2 separate regions of the Homo sapiens genome follow, and region 1 is linked to region 2. Evidence: read pairs that join two places in POLR2A ChIA-PET (ENCODE). Cell type or tissue: MCF 10A. All regions are shown on one strand. Region 1 overlaps LINC00423 (long intergenic non-protein coding RNA 423). Region 2 overlaps LINC00423 (long intergenic non-protein coding RNA 423).

Region 1 (5,000 bases), 53 kb before region 2:
GTTACAGGGTGTCTTATTGGACAGAGAATAGGGGACTTGTTTGGAGGAATACTCTTGGTTTGAAACTGGTTCTGGAATTTGTGTCTTGAAGGCCTTCTGTTCGTTTTACTCTGTGTGTGTGTGTGTGTGTGTGTGTGTGTGTGTGTTTATATGTGCGGAGGGGAACCCTGAAGGAATTGCTGATGAACGAACGTCCAGCAGGCCTAACTCAGGGTGACTGCTCTTCTATCTTGCCTAAAGATGCCCATTGAGTCTGTGGTGGGAGGTTATCTCTCCCCACTGTGAGTGGATTAAAGACAACAGGGACCAACAGGAGACGGTTTGAGCCTTGCCAGATATTGGGTGCTGAACGAGGTGACTAGTGTCTGGTTTGTTACGTGTATTTTGCCTCGGCTGGGATGAAAAATGTTAATTCGGTTCCCCGTGCAACCTGCTGGGCAGCATCTTGCAAAAATAAGAATCTTTTGCCTACGGTTCCGTAAAAGAGAAAAGAGTGATTTTCTTTTATAAAGTGGTTTGACCTCTATAGCTATGGCACAGGGAACTGGGTCATCAAAAGCCGCTTCGTTCTTCTGGAAGCTGCAGAGAAGGGGAACCTGGAAACCTAGTATGCAGGCAAAAAGGGTAAGAATTTCTTACCAGACAAATTTCTGGTATTTCTCTCTCTCTTTCTCTCTCTCTCTCAATCTCTTTCTCTGTCTCTCTATGTGTGTGTGTGTGCTTGAGTGCAAACAGTAAACAACACTGTTTGTCTCCTCTGCAAAGGCAGACTGGTCCCCAGGCAACAAGGGGGACTTTTTGGGAAAGGGTTATTATCAATTCTGTTTCAGAGTCAAACCATGAACTGAATTTCTTCCCAAAATTAGTTCAGCCTATGCCCAGGAATGAACAAGGGCAGCTTAAAGGTTCGAAGCAAGGTGGAGTCAGTTAGGTCTGGTCTCTTTCACTGTCATAATTTCCTTAGTTATAATTTTTGCAAAGGCAGTACACCATATATCTGTGAAACCATCACCACAACCAATGCCATAAGCCTCCTTCAAAAGTTGCCTCTTACTCTATTAATATTTTAATGTGAATCTTTCCATTTAAGGCTCAATTGGAGGATACAAAAATATAAGTAATTAAGAATATTTTACCCTAAACATCTTATTAATTTTTCTAAAAATTCCAGATATATTTTTTCAAATTAAAAAATTTCAGGGAAAGTACAGAAATAAACAGATTTTAGGCCAGGCGCAGTGGCTCATGGCTGTAATCCCAGCACTTTGGGAGGCCGAGATGGGCAGATCTCCTGAGGTCAGGAGTTCGAGACCAGCCTGGCCAACATGGTGAAACCCTGTCTCTACTAAAAATACAAAAATTAGCCAGGCGTGGTGGCGGGCACCTGTAATCCTAGCTACTGAAGAGGCTGGGGCAGGAGAATCACTTGAGCCCGGGAGGTGGAGGTTGCAGTGAGCCAAGATCACACCACTGCATTCCAGCCTGGGCGACAAGAGTGAAACTCCATTAAAAAAAAAAAAAAGGTTTGAATCTGAATTTTTGTCCTTCGTTCTCCAGTTCTAAGCCTTTCATTTTTGGCATTGATGGGGACAGGGAACTAGCCCTTATTCTGAGGGATTTGCCTTAAATGCCAGGATGAATGTTTGGGTTCAATTCTCCTTAGCTCTGAGAAGCCATGGAAAGTTTTGAAGTGAGGGAGGTGGTTGAGAGTGACACCAGTTGGGTGGGGACTGCATTTTCCCCTGTCATGGCCATGGGAAGATGAGCATGGCACCAAGTCAGCCCACAGTTAGCGCTTCGACTGTGTGTCAGGGAGAGGAGGAACGCACGTGTTTGTGAGGAATGCATACCTGGCACCGGGCTTTCCATACTGTATATAAAAATGAGTAAAACTTTGGACATGTCCTAGGTTAAAAGTGTCAAATGTTGAGTCTGAATAAACCGAAGGATGGGACCACAGTAAAAGTAGATAAATAAGATAGAGACATAATTTTAAGAGACCAAATGAGGAGTTCAATTAGGCTCCCCAAGGAAATCTGTACTGTCTTGTGAACCCCAAAATATCTGAGTCAGGTCTCAATCAATTTAGAAAGTTTATCCTCAGGAGGTCCTGACAACATGTGCCCAGGGTGGTCGGGGTACAGCTTGCTTTTGTACATTTTAGGGAGACATGAGACATCAGTCAATACGTGTGAGATGTACATTGGTTCGATCTGATCTGGAAGGGTGGGACAACTCGAAGTTGGCAGAGAAGAGTTATTATCAGTAGAAAGGAATGTCTGGGTTATGACAGGGGGTTGTGGAGACCAAGGTTTTATCATGCAGATGAAGCCTCTAGGTAGCAGGCTCCAGAGAAACTAGATCATAAATGTTTCCCATCAGACCTAAGGTCTGTGTTGATGTTAATGCTGGGGGGATCTAATGAGGCGTGTCCACCCCCGTCTTTCATCATGGCCTGAGCTAGATTTTCAGGTTAACTCTGGAATGCCCTTGGCCAAGAGGAGGGATCCATTCTGATAATTGGGCCTCTTAGAATTTTACTTTTGGTTTACAGTCTCGGCCTTAGATGAAAAACTTCTTTAAGCTATTATCAGCATGTCTGCCTCAGTGTGAGTGAGTTTCAGTTTTCACAGAGCAGGTTTTAGAACAGCAGGAGTGGGGAGCTCTCTGCATCGCTGGTGTAGGGAAAGGGTGGCTGGGGAGGAGGCTCCTTCCCCATGAGCCCAAGGCTGCCCTGGAGGAAGAGTCAGGGCCCAGGCCTGCTCCTGTTTTCCTCTGGGCAAGGGTTATGCCTGCTGGGTGACCTGCAGATTCCTGAGAAGCTGAGTTCCATCTCCAGCACCTCCCCTGCAGGACACACAGTGAGTCAGCCACTGTCAGCCTCTGCTGGGTCTGAATGCTGTGAATAAGGTGGCCTTTGCAGCCACATGCCTTGCACGCACCTTCATCAGCCCTCTTTCCACAAGTCTTACTTACACCTGTGATGCAGCACATAAAGAAAGCTGGGTGAGTCACCGAGTGTCATGGTGAGAAACGGACTTTTTGTCATTTCTCCTGGAGACACCAAGAGTTAATATTGCATGGGCGTTGAGGCAGCCGGTGTCATCCGGCAAATAAGTATTCCAGTGTGTTCTCACTCCCCCATCACTCAAGATTCTTCCCTGCAGGAAACTCGCAACCAAACAAAAGGGTTGTTTTCTTACTCCCTTAGGTGACAGCAATATTGAATCATTGCATCGATCTGTCTTCTTATGGCTGGCTTTGTGTCTTTTAAGTGAGAAAGGGATACACAGCCTAACTGCACATCTTAAGAGCTTTGCCTTGTTTTTCAGAGCACGGCATGGCAATGGTAACAAGCATATACTGTCCACAGAAGGCGTTGTGGTCTCCCCACGGAACGGTTTATTGGCAATGCAATTTTCTTAATTCAGCTCCAAAGCAATTAAACATATTGAGCATCTGTTATGGGTAGTCTCGGGGCAGGGAGGGGGAGTGCAATAATGAATAAGAAATCATCGTTCACTGAGAGTTTCATTCATTTCTTTATTCAACAAATCCCTGTTCTAGGCACTGGTGACACCACAGGGAATAAAATAGAAAAAGTTCCTGCCCACATGTTGTTTTATTATAGCAGGGGCAGGAAACACCATCATAGCAGGCAGTGATACGTCATAGGAAGCAGGATGGTCAGAAAGACTTCTCTGAAGAGGCGGCATTTGGGTAGAATTGAATACCTCAGTGAGTGAGTGTGGGTTACCTGGGGGAGGAAACCCCTAAGTGAGGGCAGAGGCCTTGAGGTGGGAGCCTGTCTATTATGTCTGAGGAACAATGAGGAGGCAGTGTCGCCAAGCTTAGGGAGCAAGGGGAGCTCTGCAGGCCATGAAGGTCAGAGAGCCAGGCCAGATGGTGCAAGGGTTAGGGGCCACTTACGGACCTGGATTTTATGTCATTTCAGTTTAATTTTTGCATTTGGGTTTTTTATTCTTTTTTTAGCATATGGGACTTTGAAAAGTAAAACTTTTTACTGAAACATAACCAACACAGAGACATACAAAATCCTCAATGCATAGACACAGCACTTGTGTCTGTGTTACACTTGTGTAACCAGTGCTCAGAGTGAGCAATCGAATTTCACCAGCGCCCCCACCCTAGTGGCCTGTCTCAGTCACCCTCCCCTCCCCACGGAGAGCCACTATCTGATTTCTAGAAAGATAGACTGAGTCTGAACTTTATGTAAGTGGAATCATACGGTATGTACTCTTTTATATCTGGTTTCATTCATTCAGTATTATGGTTGCGAGATTCTTTCATGTTATGGGTTATAACTGTTCATTCTTGTTGCTATTTTCCAGTGTATGAACATTCCACAGTTTATTTGTCTATCCACTAGGGTTGTTTCCAATTTTTGGCTAATACAAATACAGCTTCTAGGAGCATTCATGTATGTGTCTTTTGGTCTATATATATGCGTTTCTGTTGAGTATAATAAACCTAGAAGTGGAATTGCTGGTTCGTGGGCCATATATGTGTTCAACTTAGTAAATATTGCCAAATATTTCCATAGCGCTTGTATCAGTTCACTCCCACCAACATTAAATAAAAGTTCCCATTGCTCCATATTCTTGTCAGCACTTGGAATAATTTGTAATGTTTGTTTTAGCCATTTTGATGTATATGTAGTGGTATTGCATTGTGATCTTAATTTGCATTTCCCTGATAACTCATGAAGTTAAGCACCTTTTCATATGTTTGTAGGCCATAATTAGGAAATCTACTTTTGTGAAGTACCTGTTCAAATCTTTTGCCCAGGATTTTTTCTGTTAATTGACCGTCTTTTAAAAACAGGTTATAGGCATTCTTTGTGTATGCTGGACATAGGTCTTTGACTGGATATTTATACTGCAAGGAACTTCTCCCACTCTGTGGTTTGCATTTTCATCTCTTAACGATATCTTTTAGGGGAAAATTTCTTGATTTTAACATAGCTCATAGGTTTTGAT
Region 2 (5,000 bases):
TCAAGGCTCTGGCTCCTTTGGTTCATGACACAGTCCAGGAAGCTGTCGAGTGTCCCTGTCAGCCATCGTGATGATGTCCCTGGTGAGAATACCCATGTCCTCACCAGAAGCCTGTCTCTGAAGCTCTCAGAGCTGCCATTCCTGGGGTGCAGGAATAGTCCAACCAAAACCGCAGAGCGTGGCCCCTTCCAGACTTCTGAAGCTACATGGTTGGTGTTTGAGTTTTCATTTCATTTCTCAAGAGCATCTCCTTTAGCTTCTGAGCCTCATCCCCAATTCTCTGACAGCCACCGATTAAACAAAAGCATGCATATCAACCCAAGAACAAACAGCAATTTTCCTGCATAAAAATGACTCAAACCATTCTTAAAATATAAAATGAAGTAAAATTTCCCCAAAGGCAACTCAATGTATAGAGTAGAAAGTGTACTTTACATGCAGATAATATTTTTTTGTGAGCACAAAGAGCATTTCAGTCTCAAGAACCACAGCTGTGTCTCAAAAGCCTCTTCTCCAATTATGGTCCTGGCTTGATATTTACATACCCAAATGGCCCATTTGAGTGGTTTTCCAGAAACAGTGTCCTCCAATGTCTTCCTCTCTTTCCAACCCAAATTACTTAGAAATGGCAGTGCTTCGCTTCCAGCTTCCCCTCCACTCCACACAGATTTCCTTCATTTCTATAATTTTTTTCAGTGATTTTCGGGCCAAGTTTTAAGAGACCAGGAGTATGTTCAAGGGATCATCTCAGGTAAATGTCTTAAAAATGGACCATTTCCCCTGCAGTGAGGGAGGGAGGTGGAAAGTCCTGTAGCTTTCCTGGACAGACTAGACCATGGATGCTGACCAACCCAGAGCCATAGGCCTGGGCCCTTCTCCAGCATATTCAGGCAACTAAGAGTCAGCTTTTAAGCATAGCCTCATGTCAGAGACCCTGGGTCCAGGCTGATGACCAATGGTCTTTCTGACTCTAAGTGCAAGACTGTTTTCTGATGCCTCTTAGAAAAGACGCTGGGATTTTGAGGATGGCAGGGCCACTTCCATGAGTGTCCCCATGGGGACCAGCTCTGGGCAGCTCTTGCCAACCACCCCAGTAGGAAAGTGACCATTGCAAACTTTTTGCAGGTGAGACAGACCTGCTAATCATTACAAAATGGCTGAACCATGCGCGGACAGCCTGGAAAAAGCAGTCATTTTCAATACGAGTTTTAAAGCCTTCACCAAGTCCCTTGCCAACCCAGCTAATAGAAGGGAGGCTTGGGAAAGCTTACTCATCCTGCTTAGCCCAACTTTGTTCTGCCTCCTACTCAGTCATAAATTGCTGCACAGGCTGTGCTGGCTAAATTGACATTAAGAGTTATTAAAGGAATGAGTCTACAGTTTAGGAAATGTGCATTCATGATAGGCTTCTGCAGTCTTAGGAAGAGCCACGGCAGGGCAGGGGAAGCTGACAGTTGCAGAGGTGGGGCCTCACAGCTTGGAAAGTTGGAAGAAATCCTGGTGCTCTTGGAGGCCCAGTGCCCCCAGTTAAGGAGACACAGCCATAAAGGAACCCTATGGTGACTCATGCAGCCTTGTCTGTGATACTGACTGATGGTCTGTGGGTTTATGTCTGGTTTCCACACACAGGTTTGTGTATGCATGTCTTCCTCCAAAAATCATCATTTTAATTTTTTGGCAGCCTAGTGGTATTCATCTTGGAGTGTGAGTGGAGGTTCCTCCTGTCTGTATATTGGCAGCTCTAGCTTCCTGTCTACCATGGCCCATGGGCCTCCCTACACCAAGAAGCAACACTTGTTCCTCTGTGTTGCTTGGTTAACATGGAACACACCCAATCTGCTCTTGCACTTGCTTCTTTAACTCTTGTGGTGTCACCTACGCATTTGTGTATAACTTGTTTTCTCTACCAGATTGTGACCTCCTGGAGTACGGAAAATATCTGGTCTTCTCACTGTGCTATGGAGACAGCAGGTGTTCCACAAAAATAGTTTGCATGAGTAATTATGGAGCTGCTTCTGGGGCTGGCATCTGGAGGAAGACAATTACCTGTTACTTTAATTTTCTATACAGGGAGAGCAGATATACTTGTTAGAATTTATTGTAAAACAAGATGAAGCTTGTCTATGACTTAAGCAGCCAAGACGTGGTGCCCAGGTTTTGTTGAAAGGTTTACTTTGGCACTTTTCCAGATAACTGTGTTTGCCAGAGGAGTGACCACTGGATAGTAGTAGCGAAGGTTTAATGACATCTTTGCTGTATGCCAGAGAACTTTCTGTGGGCTGTATGTGCATTAACACATTTAATCTTCAAAACAGTTTGAGTTAAGTTCCCCATCACACCTATTTTACAGATGAAGAAACTGAGATAGGCTGGGCACGGTGGCTCACGCCTGTAATCCCAGCACTTTGGGAGGCTAAGGCGGGCAGATCATGAGGTCAGGAGTTCAAGACCATCCTGGCCAACATGGTGAAACCCTGTCTCTGCTAAAAATACAAAAATTAGCTGAGTGTGGTGGTGTGTGCCTGTAATTCCAGCTACTTGGGAGGCTGAGGCATGAGGATCGCTTGAACCCAGGAGGCAGAGGTTGCAGTGAGCTGAGATTGCGCCACTGAACTCCAGCCTGGTGACAGAGTGAGACTCCGTCTCAAAAAAAAAAAAAAAAAAAAAAAAAAAAAGAAACTGAGATATGTAGAGATTAAGTACCCCACCCAAAATCACATAACCAAAAAATTATGGAGCTGGGATTTAAGATCAGGCATTCTGACTTGAGAAACTGTACTCTTAACCGGGATGCTATAGGACCTCTCAAAAAACTTGAAACACACTGACCCACCCACCCATCCATCCACCTATCCATCAAATGTTTAAGCCCCTTTGAAATAAATAGCTTATATATAATGACTATATCTTTAAATCTTCTGCTCCACACCTCTTCTCAATGCCCTTCTTAGCTCTCAGACTTGGTAGAGGGCATCCACAGTGAATAAAACCTCTGGCTAGGATTTTGGAAGCAATAAAGAACACTGGAAATGATGACAGTAAGTTGGAGTCCACTAAGTTTATCCTGGAGAAGTGAAGAGAAGGACTTGCTGGAAATTATATGATTTGGGATACATATGAAAATTCTAGGAATGATTTTCTCTGGCAGCATTCATACTGGGTAATGTTTGGGAGGAGTCTTTCCATGTTTTCTTTATTATATTCCATATGTTGGTTTATATTTTTCTATTTCATTCTTCCAAAAGTTATAAAGGATATTTTTGTCCATTAGGTCTTTAATAGAGTATCTGCCTCTTCTACTATGATTTGAATAGTGTACCTTTGGTCTAACTGAACCATCAGGGGTTGCTTAAAATGGGAAAAGGGGAGATCTGGGTTTGGTACAGTACTAATCTCACTGGGACCGTTTCCTCACCCGTAAAGTAATGGAAATAAATGAGATGACCTCTAAGTCCTGTCTCAGTTCTGAGTCTGGTCCTGAGTATTTTTAGCCACATTTCTGGAAGGCTCACCTTCCTACACATTTTTCTTAATGTGCATATCAAAACTTTTCATTCTTGGCACTGGGTTTTTGGCATAACAACATCTTCAGCCCATCCTTCCTATCTTGGAAAATAACATTCAGGGAAAGGGGTGATTTAATTTTTCATTTTAGACAAGTTAAAGGTGCTTTCTTCTGGTCTTATAGGCCTTCTCTTTATTCCTTCCCCTAACTATTGAGTGGGCAGGATGTCCCAGTCAGCAAATAACCTTTAAATTCAGAGGACTAACCCACAGCTGCTTCCAGAGGCTGCTTGCAGGCATCACTTTGTAGATGAACAAGTCTTTTAATAGGGATAAAATGCTGGTGCTGCCTGCTGGTCTGTTGGCACATGTCCCGGAATTCTGCTAATGTTGCTTTCGTATTCAGGATTTGGATTTTTTGTCCTCATTACCTTAACACCTCTTTGCTATTAAAAAAAATTCAATGTCAGTCAAAGATGAAAACAACCAGTGTCAAGGCAGTAACAGCTTAGTGATTCCAGTAATAATAATATGTGCTAACATCTGCTGGATACTTACTATTTGTCAGGCACTGTTTTAAGTGCTTTGTATTCACCAGCTTGTTTGATTTTCTATGAGGTAGACATGATTATTCTTTTACAGTTCCTCAACAAAGGCACAGAGAAGTTAAGTAACTTGATTACAGTCACAGCTAGTGGTAGTTTTCTGAACTTTGGCTCTTAATACTGGAGATGAGGTGGGGGTATGCAAGAGCCTGCTGAAGAATAAAATGCATCTCAATAGACCTGAAAGACTGTATTTGGTGGGAGATTTGCCCAGCTGGATTCTAATAGCTTTAAATAAGCACTTACTGGGGAGAAATAGAAAATATTTCTAATCCTGGATGCTACAGAATGGTGGGCATATATAATATTTTCGCTGCAAAAATATTTATGCAGTATCTGCTATGTATCAGGAAGACTGCTAGGTGATTTAGAAGACTAAAAAGAGAGGAGTTACATGTGCTTCCAGAAAAAAAAAAAAGAAAAAAAAAGCCAAATGATTGGAAACAATATTTCTGGCCTCTGATGATTTTATGCAAATGCACAGAGTATGGAAAATAATAAAACCTTGCAGATTTAGAAACATCTAGACAATGGCCCAGCACAGTGGCTCACGCCTGTAATCCCAGCACTTTGGGAAACCAAGGAGGCGGATCATTTGTGGTCACGAGTTAAAGACCAGCCTGGCCAACATGGCAAAACCCCGTCTCTATTAAAAATACAAAAATTGCCAGGCGTGGTGGTGGGCACCTGTAATTCCAGCTGCTCAGGAGGCTGAGACATGAAAATTCCTTGAATCCGGGAGGTGGAGGTTGCAGTCGAGATTGCACTCCAGCCTGGGTGACAAAGTGAGACTCTGTCTCAAAAAAAATCCAAACCAACCAACAAACAAAAAAACACCCAGACAAATATCGTCTTTCCTATATGACCAAGATGGAATGGGCTAGGACTGAC

The links. ChIA-PET counts read pairs that join two places held together with the same protein. Peaks named below come from ENCODE experiments on the same cell type or tissue, not always from the same donor. Only the 100,000 strongest peaks of a DNase experiment are listed, where the experiment ranks them.
Region 1: POLR2A ChIA-PET joins it to region 2 with 5 read pairs; 2 of 35 experiments call an interaction of 5 or more read pairs at or near these places.

Annotation. Positions count from the first base shown.
Region 1 is chr13:32,827,109-32,832,108 of GRCh38, forward strand. The region is part of intron 4 of LINC00423 (long intergenic non-protein coding RNA 423); the gene reads right to left. Among named protein-coding and RNA genes, the nearest start is that of LINC00423, 82 kb to the right of the region's middle. In MCF 10A, no CTCF peak of the experiment used is centred here; a DNase peak (open chromatin) is centred at 2,923.
Region 2 is chr13:32,879,847-32,884,846 of GRCh38, forward strand. The region is part of intron 3 of LINC00423 (long intergenic non-protein coding RNA 423); the gene reads right to left. Among named protein-coding and RNA genes, the nearest start is that of LINC00423, 29 kb to the right of the region's middle. In MCF 10A, no CTCF peak of the experiment used is centred here; DNase peaks (open chromatin) are centred at 1,445 and 2,175.